Linked DNA regions of Homo sapiens: region 2 is linked to region 1. A link is an interaction called in ENCODE POLR2A ChIA-PET data of the cell type or tissue named here. Cell type or tissue: HepG2. All regions are shown on one strand.

Region 1 (8,000 bases):
AGACAGGGTTTCACCATGTTGGCCAGGCTGTTCTTGATTTCCTGACCTCTTGATCAGCCCATATCGGCCCCCCAAAGTGCTGGGATTACAGGCGTGAGCCTGTTAATTTTAAAAAATGTTTCCAACTTGTGTTTTCTTTAAGTAAAAATTTTTAAGAAATTAAAAAGCCTGTTCTTGTTTGTTGAAAATAAAAGTTATTTCTCCCTCTTTCTCTTCTCTGTTTACCGAGCAATTTTTGATATATTACAGTCACCCCTAAGCATACATGAGTGTTGGTTCCAGGACGTGCATGTAGGATGCATGTGGAGTGGCGGGTGGGGGCGGTCTTAGGCCTCAACGCTCCCATGTGTGTTTGACTTTTTTCTTTCTGATACGGTGTTATAACTCAAGCGATTACTTTTTTGGTTTACAAATGAGGAGACTGATTCTTAGAGAAGTCGTTGTGCCCATGGTGAATCAATGGAAGAGAGAGAACTAGAACCCAGGTCCTCTCATCCTTTGCCCTGGGTTTTGTCCCTTGGGCTTTGTCTCTCGTACTTTTGAAATCTTACCATGATTCCCTTTCAGGGGCCCTCATGTATTCCTTTCCCACTGGCTTTGAATACTTCGTCTTTCACACTTGCAGGGACAGTATTACCCTGTTCGTAGGGACAGTATTCCACCAGGTGTTCAAGTGTGGCATATTGCTAAGTTTGCCTTGTGTCATTCTGTGGAAGGAGCAAAGGATTTGGTATTAGACAACCAGGGTTTGAGTTTTAACTACACATCATTGTCAGGAAAATGAAGGTAACCATGATTCCTCAAACTGTTGTGAAGTTCAAATGAGATAAATCTATGTGGAGGCTCTTTGTAAACTGGAAAGTGTTCTATAGACATTAATGAACGATAGCACTCACCGTCTTAGCAGAAGGGAGTACAGAGATAGCAGGCCATGTGGGGATGTCTTTCTATCTTGCACAAAACAACTCTGGACCATACATGATAGTGTATAGTGAAATGCCACTTTGTGTGATATGAGCCATAAATGATCTGGGAGATTAGAAAATGGAGAAATCTGGGCCGGGCACGGTGGCTCACGCTTGTAATCCCAGCACTTTGGGAGGCTGAGGCGGGTAGATCATGAGGTCAGGAGATCGAGACCATCCTGGCTAACACGGTGAAACCCCGTCTCTACTAAAAATACAAAAAATTAGCTGGGTGTGGTGGCGGGCGCCTGTAGTCCCAGCTACTCAGGAGGCTGAGGCAGGAGAATGGTGTGAACCCAGGAGGTGGAGCTTGCAGTGAGCCGAGATCATGCCATTGCACTCCAGCCTGGGCAACGGAGTGAGACTCCGTCTCAAAAAAAAAAAAAGAAAAGAGAAAATGGAGAAATCAATGTGGGCAGTGGGGGGAGGCTGAGAAGACCATGTATTTATACCATGTGTTTTCTGTCTTGCGTACTTTCTTGAATCCTGCTTTTTCAAGGGTGGTAGTTTCTATACCAGTCTGCACATTGGTGCCCAGCTGATTGCATAAAAGTCACCTGAGGGAGCTTATACATTCCTGGGCCCTGCTCACAGAGGGAAAGGATGACATAGTTAAAAGCGTGGGTGTTGGCCAGGCGCAGTGGCTCACGCCTGTAATCCCAGTGCTTTGGGAGGTCAAGGTGGGTGGATCACTTGAGGTCAGGAGTTCGAAACCAGCTTGGGCAACATGGTGAAACCCCATCTCTACCCAAAATACAAAAAATTAGCCAGACATGGTGGTGCATGCCTGTAGTCCTAGCTACTAGGGAGGCTGAGGTGGGAGAATTGCTTGAGCCCAGGAGGCCGAGGTTGCAGTAAGTCAAGATTGTGCCACTGCACTCCAGCCTGGGTGACAGAGTGACACCCCATCTCAAAAAAAAAAAACAGAGTGAGACCCCATCTCAAACAAACAAAAACAAAACAAAACAAAACAAATCAAAATAGGTGTCCATCTTGATAATTTGCTTTCTTAGATATGAAGTAGATGAATTGGTGTAATAATAGCAAATCAAGGTTATTGAGGTGGAAGTGATGGCTATGTAGGCAGTCCTTGACTTTTGTATGTCTTGAATGGTATGCATTATTCATTGACACCCTTTGCCATGGTCTGAATAGTAGTGTCCTCCCAAGATTCATATGTTAGAACCTAATCTCCAGTGTGATAGTATTAAGAGGTGGGACCTTCGGGGAAGTAAGTCATGAGGACTCTGCCCTCAAGAATGGGATTAGTGCCCTTATAAAAAAAAGATTGAAGGGAGCTTCCTTGCCCCTTTGGACATATGAGAACATGTAGAAGGCACCACCCATGGAGCAGAGAAAAAGTCCTCACCAGACACCGTATCTGCTTATGCCATGCTCTTGGACTTCCTGGCCTCCAGAACTGTGAGCAGTAAATTTCTGTTGTTTATAAATTGCCCAGTCTGAGGTATTTGGTTATAGCAGCCTGAAAGGACTGAGACAGAAATTGATACCGCAAGTGGGTAGAAATTTGTACATCATGTGTTGTTTTTCCTCCTTGTGTATCTTCTTGAATCCTGTCTTTTTAGAACAGTAATTTCCATATCAGTCCGCACATTGGCACCCAACTGGTTGCATAAAAGTTACCCGAGGGAGCTTACACATTCCAGAGGGAAAAGATGCCAGAATTGAAAATGTGGGTGTCCATCTCAAAATTTGTTGTCTTTAGACATGAGTTAGATGAATTGGTATAATAAACAGTAAGGTCACTGAGGTGAAAAATGGACGATGTAGGTGGTCCTTGGCTTTTGTGCATCTTGAATGCATAAGCATTATTCATTGACACTCTTAAATGGCCTTTTAATGCCTAATTTGGATTTTTGTATATCAGCTGCCAAACACACATTTCTATTAATATTATTGATGGTGGCACTGCTTGCCAGCTGATAATTTTGTTTCACTGAACTCACATCTTTGTTCATAGAACAGTATTGATTTGCACAATTGGTTGAATATTTTATTGCATTTTACCTTTACTTTATAAAATGAGTGAGAATGGAAACAAGTACAGTAAAGTGAAAACAGTAATGTTGAGACAAAGATGGAAATCATTAGGTATGCCGAATGCCTAAAGCAAATGTAGATTGCTCATCTTGACTGGACACTCAACGGATTTATCATAACTGTGTTTGGTTGTGAAGAACCAACTGGAAGAAGATGGAGAGTTGTTATTGCAGATGGTGTCAAAAAGGCATGGCTCTAGGAACACCAACTCCCTCATATTATATAAGTTCTGTTGACTTTTGCGCATTTGTTTCTCTTTAAATATATATATGTGTGTGTGTGTATATATATATGTACATATATATTTAATTGACATATAAGTGTACATATTTATGGGGTACAGTGTGATTTTTTTTTTTTTTTTTGAGATGGAGTCTCGCTCTGTTGCCCAGGCTGGAGTGCAGTGGTGCAATCTCGGCTCACTGCAACCTCTGCCTCCTGGGTTCGAGTGATTCTCCTGCCTCAGCCTCCCAAGTAGCTGGGACTACAGGCACATGCCACCATGCCTGGCTAATTTTTTGTATTTTTAGTAGAGATGGGGTTTCACTGTGTTAGCCAGGATGGTCTCGATCTCTTGACCTTGTGATCCACCTGCCTCGGCCTCCCAAAGTGCTGGGATTACAGGTGAGAGCCACCGAGCCTGGCTTACAGTGTGATATTTTGATACATGTATATAATGTGTAATGATCAAATCAGGGTAATTAGCATACCCATAACCTCAAACCTGTATCATTTCTTTGTGTTGATAACATTCATAATCCTCTCTTCTAGCTATTCAAAAAACTGTAAATTATCATTTGCTGTATTCACCTTAGTATGCCACAGAACACCAGAACTCACTTCTGCCATCCAGCTGTTCCCTGTCTCCCTTAACCAACCTTTCCTTCCCCCAACCTCTTGCCCTTCCCAGCCTCTGGTAACCACTATCCTACTCACTGCTTGTATGATATCAACTTTTTTTTTTTGAGATGGAGTCTCGCTCTTTCGCCCAGGCTGGAGTGCAGTGGCGCGATCTCGGCTCACTGCAAGCTCCGCCTCCTGGGTTCACGCCATTCTCCTGCCTCAGCCTCCTGAGTAGCTGGGACTACAGGCACCCGCCACATGCCCAGATAATTTTTTTTTTTTTTTTTTTTTTGGATTTTTAGTAGAGACGGAGTTTCACCGTGTTAGCCTGGATGGTCTCTATCTCCTGACCTCGTGATCCACCTGCCTCAGCCTCCCAAAGTGCTGGGATTATAGGCGTGAGCCACCGTGCCCGGCCGATAGGAAACTTTTTTAAGCTTCCTCACAGGAGTGAGAACCAGTGCATTGTGTTTCTAAGCATGTTGCATGCATCATGTAATAGAGAAGCTGCCTGCAATAGTTGGCCCTCCTGGACTGTTGTAACTAAACTGTAACCAGCAGATGGCTCTCAGTCACCATAAATATGGTAGAGCAGCTCATTCATCTTTTACTTGGAATTCTTGTTTTTTGTGTATCACCCCTTTTTGCCCCTCTTCTACTTTTAAGGTACCATGATTTGCAAACATTTAAGGTACAGAAGTGTTCCTTTTGGTTTTGTTTTTTGCTTAAGATGGCCTGTGTGACTCTCAGGAGCAGTGCCCTGGGGTTTTGAAATTTGAGTTGGAGACCCAAAAAAATGATGGCCTTTTCTACCCTGTATTTCTATTCTTCTGTGAACTGTTTCATCAAGGTTTTCATTTAGTGTTAAAACTTTTTATTGGTAAATTTGGCAAGCAATGAATAGGAAAAAATAGGATTGCTTTTAAATTAGAACAATATTTGATTGTAATAGATTTTAAAGGTGCTATAGTGAAATTTCCTTGGATATTATGTAAGGAAGATATTTTCCTTGTTCTGATTCTTATTTGTTCTGGACTAATACTCAATGGAGATTATTCAATTTGAACAAAAAATATTTTGAGTATCAACTTTGCAGTCGGCACAATGTTAGGCATTTATTGTCCCTTGAGTATTAGCTCCATGAGGTCAGGTATTTATGTCTCTCTTGTTCACTTACAAGTCACTAGATTAGTGCCTGATACATAGAAGATATTCAGTGTTTGTCAGATGGATGGATGGATGGAAGGGTGGATGGGATACAGAAAAGAGTAGGACAGAGTATTGGACTGAAAGATGTTAACAGTTTAGTAAATATGGCTACAGATATTCCTACATAATCATGATCTCTTGAAGGACCAGTTTAACTCTGGGATTGTTATTAAGTGCTGTGTTGAAAATTGAAAGGTAATGAAAAAATTTCCTTTTCCTGAAGTCGTGTCAATTTCTTCAAGTCACATAGGTTTGGCAATCTTTATTCCCTATATCCAGTCTATTCATCAACACTTGTGGAATTTCCCTTGAGCCACTATGTTAATTGTCCCTTTCTCTCTGTTCCCTCTTGTCACTTCCCTTGTCCAGACTCCTGTTACCTCCCACCTAAATTACCACACTGGCCTTTTGGCCTGCCTCTCTGACTGCAGCCTCTCTTCCGTGTAATCCAGTCTGCGTATTGTTGCCAGACTTCGTCTCTAAAGAATTTCTGTCAAAGAATCTATTTCTAATTGAAATTTGAGCCTCTGTGCATCTTTATATTCACAGAAAGGAACTACCAAAAAAAGTTCTGAAAAAGGAATTACCCTTTTATATCATAGGAGTGTTTTCAAATCTATAGGCAAGTCTAGTTACGAAGCTTTGCAGACTCAGCTCACTCACACCCCAGAAATATCTTCCCTCATCCTAACTGCAAACCTCCCTGTGGTCTGTGAATGCCCAAACACTGATATTTTTTCCAGACAAAACAAACATTTTATATAGTCACTTTGACATCTTTTTGAAACGCTAAGAAAGGCTAAAGAAAGCTACTTCTTGGAATTCACTGCTATTTCAATTCTGTATTCAGTTGATAAGAACGCCCTTCCTATGAACTCTAACAAGCTTCAACTTCATTTGTCTGTAGAAAGACATGGATTGTCTGTGCACCCCCCCGATATTATCATAATTTAAATAATGTACATCATTTTCTTTGGGGGATGAAAATGAAATCATTTTATGTCTTTAGAAGTGATTGTGAAACTTTTTGGTTAAATCTTGATAAGACAAGATATCTAACGTATTTACTGATGTGGCATTTATTTGATAAGTTTCATTTATTTGAAAAGTTTCATCTTGAAATAATATGGATAGAAATCATTTATTAAAAAAATTCAAGTCTGTTCTAAGCTCAGAAGCATAGTATTTAGCATTTCCTTTCTTTAATTTCCTTTGCAGAGGAAAAATGCCTCTTACTTGTCATTTCCAAAAGTGAGGCTGAGCTACAAGGTGTTTTACTGACCAAATTCCCTTTCAAGTAATTCTCTCCATCTGCTCAAACAGTATCAGTCTTTGCTGCTGAAGTCTTGAAGGCAGGTAGCAGTTGATTAAGTTTTGCTTTGCTTGATTTTTAAAAAACATTTCAAGATAAAAATGTTAAATGCTTCTCTCATTTTGTTTTTAAGAAAGAGAGCTTAAAAACCTCAATGGTTTTCCTAGTTCTGGTTCATAAACATTTACTGAATGCTTATGCTCTGGCATATTCCGAGGCTCTGTGTTTTGGTCCTGGGGATATAAACATAACTGTCATGTGGCCTCTTCCCTCACAGAGCTCATAATTTAGGAAGGGAGACAGATGAGTAAATAACTAACTACAATCCCGCTTGATAAATGCCACGTTAGAGGTTGTGAACATAGCACCATGGGAATACCAGCGAGTGATTGATTCAAGGGAAGGGGGATGGGGCTAGGGATCAGGAAAGCCTAAGCAGCAGAATTGACATTTGAGTTGAACCTTAGGGGAATGAATAGAATTTTGCCAGATGGACAAAGGGGGTGGGGGTGGGGACACTCCAGACTCATGCAAAAACATGAGAGTGTGAAAGTTTTGCCTTTGTCTGAGCGGTGGGGAGCAGTCTGGAGGGCCGAAGTAGGGTGTGGAAGCGGGGATGTTGAGGAGATGATGTCGTAGAGAGATCGTAGCCATGTTGTAGCTTCTGGGGAGTCAGGGAAGTTTTTGAATAGGGAAGTGATAGGGTGAGATCTCTGTTTTAAGAACAATAATTCTTGCAGCAGAGTGTAGGATGATTTGAATGAGGGTAACTGGGGACAAGGAGACCGATCAGAAGGCTGTAACCATGTTGTACATGAGAGGTGATGGGTGTCTGAGCCAAGGCAGTACCAATGGGGAGGGCAGTCAGGGCTTGGATGTGAGAACCATCTCTGAGGGAGGCCTTGTTTGTTGATGAGATGTGGTTAGAAGGGAGACCAAAAAAAAAAAAATGGCTTGGATGACTTGGGAATACAGTGATGCTGCTCACCAAAATAGAGAGCGTACGAGAAGAAGCAGCTTATGGGGTGAGAGTCATGAATTTGATTTTGGATATGTTGAGTTTGGGGAGGAATACCCAGTTGGAGATTTTTAAATGAAAAGACACAAATGCAGATAAAGAACCTGTAGGGAGATATTATGGGTAGAGACAAATTTGTAAGTCTGTTTAGCACCGTGATTTTCAATCAGGTAAGGGGTGGGAGGACGTGCTTTGCCTGAATGTTTTTATATGTGGGGTTTCTTTTTAACTATTTGTGTGCTACTCCCCCCAAACCCTCCAGATTCTGGTATTGTCCTGCTAGGAAGGAGAGCACGTCCCTCCCCACCCCTAGTTCAGAATTCACCACCATAATGACTCAAGGGAATGTGTCTGATTTCATATGTGCTGGGCATAGAATGAATGTCTTTAAGCATTGCTAGCATTTATTCTTTTTTTTTTTTTTTTGAGACGGAGTCTCGCTCTGCCGCCCAGGCTGGAGTGCAGTGGCACGATCTCGGCTCCACTGTAACCTCTGCCTTCCGGGTTCAGGCGATTCTCCTGCCTCAGCCTCCCGAGTAGCTGGGATTGCAGGCGCCCACCACTACGCCCAGCTAATTTTTTGTATTTTTAG
Region 2 (8,000 bases), 170 kb after region 1:
ACACCCAGTTCTTGGTTTCTAAATACTATTCACTCCCAAAAGAAACTAAGACTCTTTGCAGGAGCAACTGAGTCTAAATCTGGGACAGGAAGATAAAAGGCAAGCCTAGAACATCTTGGGTCTGAGATCAAGGAAGCGCACAAACAATGATGGGGCTATGTAAAAGAACACAGGAGCTGACTTATAGGGACTCCCACAGGTCACATTTGGGGCAGTCATGCCTGTAATCCCAGCACTTTGGGAAGCCAAAGTGTGAGGATTGCTTCAGGCCAGGAGTTTAAGGCCAGTCTGACGGTCAACATAGTCAGACCCCGTCTCTACCAAAGAAAAATTTAAAAACTAGCCTGGTGTGGTGGTGCATGCCAGTAGTCCCAGCTACCAGGGAGGCTGAGGCAGGAGGATCACTTGAGCCCAGGAGTTAAAGGCTGCAGTGAGCTTTGATCACACCACTGCACTGTTGCCTGGGCAACAGAGTAAGACCCTGAAAAAAGAGTCTGAAAAAAAAAATGGAGGCAATTGGAGCAATAAAAAGAATAACAATGTTAATGGATTATAGATACTGAACTTGAAAAATGCATCCATGAGTCCATGAGTTTGCGTATCCACAGTGATACTTAAAAAAAAGTGGGAGTAAGGGGGAGGCCGAGGCGGGTGGATCACGAGGTCAGGAGATCGAGACCATCCTGGCTAACACGGTGAAACCCCGTCTCTACTAAAAAAATACAAAAAAATTAGCCGGGCGTGATGGCGGGCGCCTGTAGTCCCAGCTACTCGGGAGGCTGAGGCAGGAGAATGGCGTGAACCCGGGAGGCTGAGGCAGGAGAATGGCGTGAACCCGGGAGGCGGAGCTTGCAGTGAGCCGAGATTGCGCCACTGCACTCCCGCCTGGGCCACAGAGCAAGACTCCGTCTCAAAAAAAAAAAAAAAAAAAGTGGGAGTAAGGATGGGGAGAGGCTCTTTCTCCCAGCTAAGATATATTAAAAAAAAAAGATAAAATTAGAAAAACAGCTTTTGCAACCACCAGTAATTGTTTCAGGATTGACCATCAATGCCAAAACTATTGGGTGAAAAGATATGGGAAGCAGGATAACCACAGTCTGAAAGTATCACCACACAGATTATTTATTAATTATTAAGGAGGAAAGACACTTGAAAAAAGTGATCAAACTTAGCATCACCAGGAGTATGACAACCTGGATTATGAAGCCCCAAGTTTTTTTTTGTTGTTTTTCTTTTTTTTTTTTTTTAGGCAGGATCTTGCTCTGTCACCCAGGCTGGAGTGCAGTGGCACAATCGTAGCTCACCGAAGCCCTCCATCTTCCAGGCTCAAACAATCCTCCTGCCTCAGCCTCCCAAGTAGCTGGGACTATAGGCGCACACCACCGTACCCAGCTAATTTTTTGTATTTTTTGTAGAGATGGGGGTCTCACCATGTTGCCCAGGCTGGTCTTGAAATCCTGAGCTCAAGTGATCCTCCCAAGTCGGCCTCCCAAAGCGCTAGGATTACAGGACACAGTACACTGCTCCAAATTTGATGCGGTATAATTAACACAACATCACCTACTGTATTTATGCCAAAAATGTTAACTTGAATGACATCAACAGACACTATAAGAGTAGTTCAGATTGATGGGTGTTCTGTGAGACAAGGAAAATATCAGGGTCATGAAGGATAGAAAAAGGATAGAAGAATTGTAGATTAAAGGAAACTAAAGAAATATGACAACTAAATACAGTTTCTGATTTTGATCGGATTCCAGATTTTAAAAACATACCCAGCTAGAAGGACATTATTGAGTAAATGAGGGACATTTGAATATGGACTGTGCATTAGATAATGTTGTATCAGTGTTAAAATTCTTCAGATTAACAATGATATGATTCTGTTGGAGAATATTCTTGTTCTTAGGAGATGCATGTTTAAGTTTTTAGAAATGAATAGGCCGGGCGCCGTGGCTCACACCTGTAATCCCAGCACTTTGGGAGGCCGAGGCGGGCAGATCACGAGGTCAGGAGTTGGAGACCAGTCAGGCCAACATAGTGAAACCCTGTCTCTACTAAAAATACAAAAAATTAGCCAGGTGTGGTGGTGCGCGCCTGTAATCCCAGCTACTTGGGAGGCTGAGGCAGGAGAAACACCTGAACCTGGGAGGCAGAGATTGCAATCCAGCCTGGGTGACAGTGTGAGACTCCGTCTCAAAAAAAAAAAAAAAAAAAAAAAGACAAGGAAATCACTACATTATTATGACATTATTACATATAACCACATTAAAAACATTCATTATTCACCATTTAACATTGGCCTATATAGATGTTCATTATACTATCTTTTCGGCTTTTCTGTCAGGTTGAAATCTTTCAACATAAACAGTTGGAGAGAAAGATGGAAAGTATAGACGATGAAGCTGCCCATGGGTTAGTGCCTTAGTTCCCATGTTAATATTTTTAATATGTCTAAGGAGTGAAGGAATGCCTGATGAAATTTCTTTCTAGGTCTGCTACTAATCAGCACTTTTATATCTCATCCTGAAAGATAGGAAGATTTTAAAAGATAAAAACATTTTAGGCTGGGTGTGGTGGCTCACGCCTGTAATCCCAGCACTTTGGGAGGCCAAGGCGGGTGGATCACCCGAGGTCAGGCATTCGAGACCAGCCTGGCCAACATGGTGAAGCCCTGTCTCTACTAAAAATACAAAAATTAGCCAGGTGTGGTGGCGGGCACCTGTAATCCCAGGTACTCAGGAGGATGAGGCAGGAGAATCACTTGAACCTGGGAGGCAGAGGTTGCAGTGAGCCGAGATCGTGCCACTGCACTCCAGCCTGGGCAACAGAGACTCCGTCTCAAAAAAAGAAAACAAAAACAAAAACAAAAAAAAAAACACTTTAGTGTGAGCAAGATGTCGCATTAGGCAAATATGATAGATGCTAACTTCTAGGGTCAATCAGAAGAGCCCAGCTACTCAGGAAAGCAACACCAACTGCTCTCATTACAGTAGTTCCCCCTTGGTCTTGCTTTCCACAGTTTCAGTTACCTGTGGTCAACCACAGTCAATCCTAAAATATTAAATGGAAAATTCCAGAAGTAAACAATTCATAAGTTTTAAATTGCATGCTGTTCTGAGAAGTGTGATGAAATCTCACGCCATCCCACCCCATCCCACCCTGGATATGAATCATCCCCTTGTCCAGCGTATCCACGCTGTATACGCGGCCCATTCATTAGTCATTACCATGATCTGCTCCTCACATCCAGCTATGGCCATCATCAGGGCTCAGTGATTCAGGATTACTCGAACCAGATGATCTTGCTTCTGACATATTGCCAGGAGGTCAATAGTAGCCTAACGCAGTGTCACACTGCTGACATTTGGGACAATCACGCCTGTAATCCCCGCACTTTGGGAAGCCAAAGTGTGAGGATTGCTTCAGGCCAGGAGTTTGAGGGCCAGTCTGGTCAACATAGTCAGACCCCATCTCTACAAAAGAAAAATTTAAAAACTAGCCCGGTGTGGTGGTGCATGCCAGTAGTTCCAGCTACCAGGGAGGCTGAGGCAGGAGGATCACTTCCTCTCATCCCGTAGGCATTTATTTCATCCTCTCACATTATCACAAGAAGGAGGAGGAGTACAGTACAGTCAGATCTGTTGAGAGAGAGAGAGAGAGAGAGACCACATTCACATAACTTTTATTACGGTATATTGTTATAATTGTTCTATTTTATTATTAGTTATGGTTGTTAATCTCTTACTGTGCCTAACTTAGAAATTAACTTTATCAGCCCGGCGTGGTGGCTAATGCCTGTAATCCCAGCACTTTGGGAGGCCAAGGCGGGTGGATCGCCTTAAGTGAGGAGTTCGAGACCAGCCTGGCCAACATGGTAAAACTCCATCTCTACTAAAAATACAAAAAATTAGCCAGGCGTAGTGGTGGGCACTTCTAATTCCAGCTACTCAGGAGACTGAGGCAGGAGAATCACTTGAACCCAGGAGGCGGAGGTTACAGTGAGGCGAGATTGCGCCACTGCACTCTAGCCTGGACAACAAGAGCAAAACTCTGTTTCAAAAAAAAAAAAAAAAAAAAAGAAAAGAAAATAAATTTATCGGCCGGGTGCAGTGGCTTACCTTATGTCTGTAATCTAAGCACTTTAGCAGGCCGAGGTAGGCAGATCACCCAAGGTCAGGAGTTTGAGACCGGCCTGGCCAACATGGTGAAATGCTGTCCCTACTAAAAATATAAAAATTAGCTGGGTATGGAAGTGGACGCCTATAATCCCAGCTACTCGGGAGGCTGAGGCAGGAGAATCACTTGAACCCGGAAGGCAGAGGTTGCAGTGAGCCGAGATTGTGCCATTACACTCCAGCCTGGGCAACAAGAGCAAAACTCCATCTCAAAAAGTTAACTTTATCGTAGGTATGTATGTATAGGAAAAAAGATAGTATTTGTAGAGTCAGTCCTGTCCCTGGTTTCAGGCATCCCTTGGGGGTCTTGGAACGCGTCCTCCATGCATAAGGGACGATTAATGTATAAGCTTTTCTCTGAAGACCTTGGCCATCAGGAAGGTAGGAAGCCAAACCAAAGCATTTCTGACCCACATATTAAGCTTGCATAAGCTCCCTCAGCTGGAAAACTTCGTGAACTTGAGTCCTTACAGTTTAGATTTACATCCTGAAAGTTATCACAGTGTGGTGAAATTGTTCGGATGTTTATCTTCTCACTAGACCTTGAGCTTCCTGAGTGCAGGGACTGTGTCTTGCAATTCTGATTCCCAGCAACTAGCACAAATGACTGCCTTTGAATTGGATTCATTGAAAGGCAACTGAAATAATGTGGATGAGGATTTTCTGAGCCTTCAAATTTTTTTAAAGGACTTCTCAGTCTGGAAAGATGAAATTTGAATAGGGATAGAAAGTTTATTAGATTATGAATGGTTTGGATAGGCTATACATTGGTTCCCATATTCTTTTTTTTTTTTTTTTTTTTGAGACAGAGTCTTGCTCTGTTGCCCAGGCTGGAGTGCAGTGGCGCAATCTCGGCTCATTGCAAGTTCTGCCTCCCAGATTCATGCCATTCTCCTGCCTCAGCCTTCTGAGTAGCTGGGATTACAGGCGTCCGCACCACGCCTGGCTAATTTTTTGTATTTTTAGTAGAGATGGGGTTTCAACGTCAGGATGGTCTCGATCTCCTGACCTTGTGATCTGCCCACCTCGGCTTCCCAAAGTGCTGGGATTACAGGTGTGAGCCACCGCGCCCAGCAGGTTCCCATATTCTACAATGTTCATATGTAAAAGAAATACCACCTGTCACACAGGATAAATTCCTTCAGTTTAGTAGCTTGCAGTTACATACTATCCAACCACCATTATTTATTTCACAAAAGCCTTCACACACACCATACAATGGAATATTACTCAACCACAAAAAAGGAATGAAGTAGTAATCCATGCTAAAATATAAATGAACCTTGAAACATTATGCCAAGTGAAAGAAGCCAGAAACAAAAAGCTATATATTATATGATTTAATTTATATAAATGTCCAGAGTAGGCAAATCTATAGAGACAGAAAGCTGATCAGTGATTGCCAGGGACTGGGGAGTTGGGAGAAATGGAGAGAGACTGCTTAATGGGTATGAGGTTTCCTTTTGGGCTGATGAAAAGTTCTAGAATCAGCCTGGCCAACATAGTGAAACCCAGTTTCTACTAAAAATACAAAAATTAGCTGGGCATGGTGGCAGGTGCCTGTAATCCCAGCTACTTGGGAGGCTGAGGCAGGAGAATCGCTTGAACCTGGGAGGCAGAGTTTTGCAATGAGCTGACGTCGTGCCACTGCACTCCAGTCTGGGGAACAGAGTGAGACCCTGTCTCAAAAAAAAGAAAAAGAAAGTTCTGGAATAAGTAGTAGTGATAGTTGCACAACATTGGGAGTGTATTTTGCCAATGAATTTATACTTTTGTTAAAATGGTCATTTTTGTTATGTATTTTACAATTTATTTTTAAAAAGGAAAAAAGCTTCCATATATAGCTGCTCCATTAGAAACAAGTACTACTTTTCATAAAGAGTCATTTCTCTAGGAGCTTTATGGTATTGAGCAGCCCAGGCAATTTGGGAAGGCTGAGGGCTTCCTGGTGTAAAAGATTCAAAACAGTTTTATGTAGAGTGGCAATGGGTTATTAAAGTGAACTAGGAGATGTTGGGGATACATCTAACTTCTGAAGGTGCTGAAAAGGAGAGGCATTTCTTTTTTTTTTTTTATTTTTTTATTTTTTTGAGATGGAGTTTCTCTCTTGTTGCCCAGGCTGTGGAGCACAATGGTGTGATCTCAGCTCACTGCAACCTCTGCCTCCTGGGTTTAAGCGATTCTCCTGCCTCAGCCTCCCGAGTAACTGGGATTAGAGGCACCCACTACCACGCCCAGCTAGTTGTATATTTTTAGTAGAGACGGGGTTTCTCCATGTTGATCAGGTTGGTCTCGAACTCCCAACCTCAGGTGATCTGCCCACCTCGGCCTCCCAGAGTGCTGGGATTACAGGTGGGAGCCACCGTGCCCAGCAAGGAGAGGCATTTCTTTGAGTATATCTCTTCATGTCACTGTCATAAAACTGGTACAGCCATAAAACTGGTAAGAACATCAGACCAGATTCAGTGTAGCCACCCCTATGGTGTCACTGTGGCCAGTCAGCAAGTTAGAAGCTCTAGGGAGTCTCTTTGCTTCCTGGCCTCCTGGCTTGTGAGTTTGTTTTCTTTTTCCTAAAATACTTTATTTGGATGCATGTGAAATCAACCCTCAGACCTGCATGCATAAGCTAGAGGGGGCCCCCCATTGAGTGTTGGATAAAGTTTTTGAGTTTTGTCAAGAACAGTGACCAGATGTGACCAGGGTTAGTGGTTTGTGGTCATTGCTTGCTAAACTTTTTCTTTCCGTGGTACTTCTCAAACATTCTTAATTTTCCATGACACACCAGAGTGCTGAGGATTGAGGTTAAGTGGGATGGACAGGCAGAGTGCTGTAAGATGTGTGCTCCCGTGGTAATATTTGGTTTAGTCAAGGAAAGAGAAATGGGGAGGGATAGACAGAGAGATGAAAGAGAGGAAATATAAAAGTTGAGAGAGGAGGAAAAGGAGCCAAGAGTGATACTGAAAGGCAAAGCAACAGATATCTCCTGTTGAAAATGCCCTCTGTGTTACTGTATAGGATCTGCTTTCCTGTACCATGATTACTCTTCCTGGTCTTAATAGTCAGGGGCCGGCCGGGCGTGGTGGCTCACGCCTGTAATCCCAGCACTTTGGGAGGCTGAGGCAGGTAGATCACTTGAGGTCAGGGGTCTGAGACCAGCCTGGCCAACATGGTGAAACCCCATCTGTACTAAAAATACAAAAATGAGCCGGGTGTGGTGGCGTGTGCCTGTAATTCCAGCTACTCAGGAGGCTGAGGCAGGAGAATCACTTGAACCCAGGACGCGGAGGTAGCAGTGAGCTGAGACCGTGCCACTGCACTCCAGTCTGGGCAACAAGAGTGAAACTCCATCTCAAAAAAAAAAAAAAAAAAAAGGAATGCATAACCCGGAGGTATAATGCAAATATTCCAATATCCAAAGTTCGAAACATTTCTGGTCTCAAGCATTTTGGATAAGGGATACTCAACTGTATTTCAAAGTAGCTGAAAGAACAAATTTTAAATGTTGTCACTACAAAAAAAAAAAAAAAGTATGTGAGATAAGGGATATGTTAACTAACTTGATATAATCATTCCACAATGTGTGTAGATACTAAAACATTACTTTGTACCCCATAAATATATATTCTTTGTCATCTAAAAATAAAAAATTTTAAAAATATATCTTTGTCCCTACTTCTGTGAAATTATTTAATTGTGCTCTCATTTAGAGAGTCATTTAAGCCAGAAGTCACAAATTCAAATGGCAACCAGGTAAAGAAAATGAGATATGTGGCCAGGCATGGTGGCTCACACCTGTAATCCCAGCACTTTGGGAGGCCGAGG

Evidence for each region. ChIA-PET counts read pairs that join two places held together with the same protein. Peaks named below come from ENCODE experiments on the same cell type or tissue, not always from the same donor. Only the 100,000 strongest peaks of a DNase experiment are listed, where the experiment ranks them.
Region 2: POLR2A ChIA-PET joins it to region 1 with 10 read pairs; 3 of 35 experiments call an interaction of 5 or more read pairs at or near these places.

The regions. Positions count from the first base shown.
Region 1 is chr17:9,518,703-9,526,702 of GRCh38, reverse strand. All of the region lies in intron 4 of STX8 (syntaxin 8), which reads left to right. Among named protein-coding and RNA genes, the nearest start is that of STX8, 53 kb to the left of the region's middle. In HepG2, a CTCF peak has its summit at 4,431 (motif pointing right); a DNase peak (open chromatin) is centred at 4,422.
Region 2 is chr17:9,345,398-9,353,397 of GRCh38, reverse strand. All of the region lies in intron 7 of STX8 (syntaxin 8), which reads left to right. Among named protein-coding and RNA genes, the nearest start is that of STX8, 230 kb to the left of the region's middle. RefSeq lists a silencer at 4,552-4,846. In HepG2, no CTCF peak of the experiment used is centred here; a DNase peak (open chromatin) is centred at 4,687.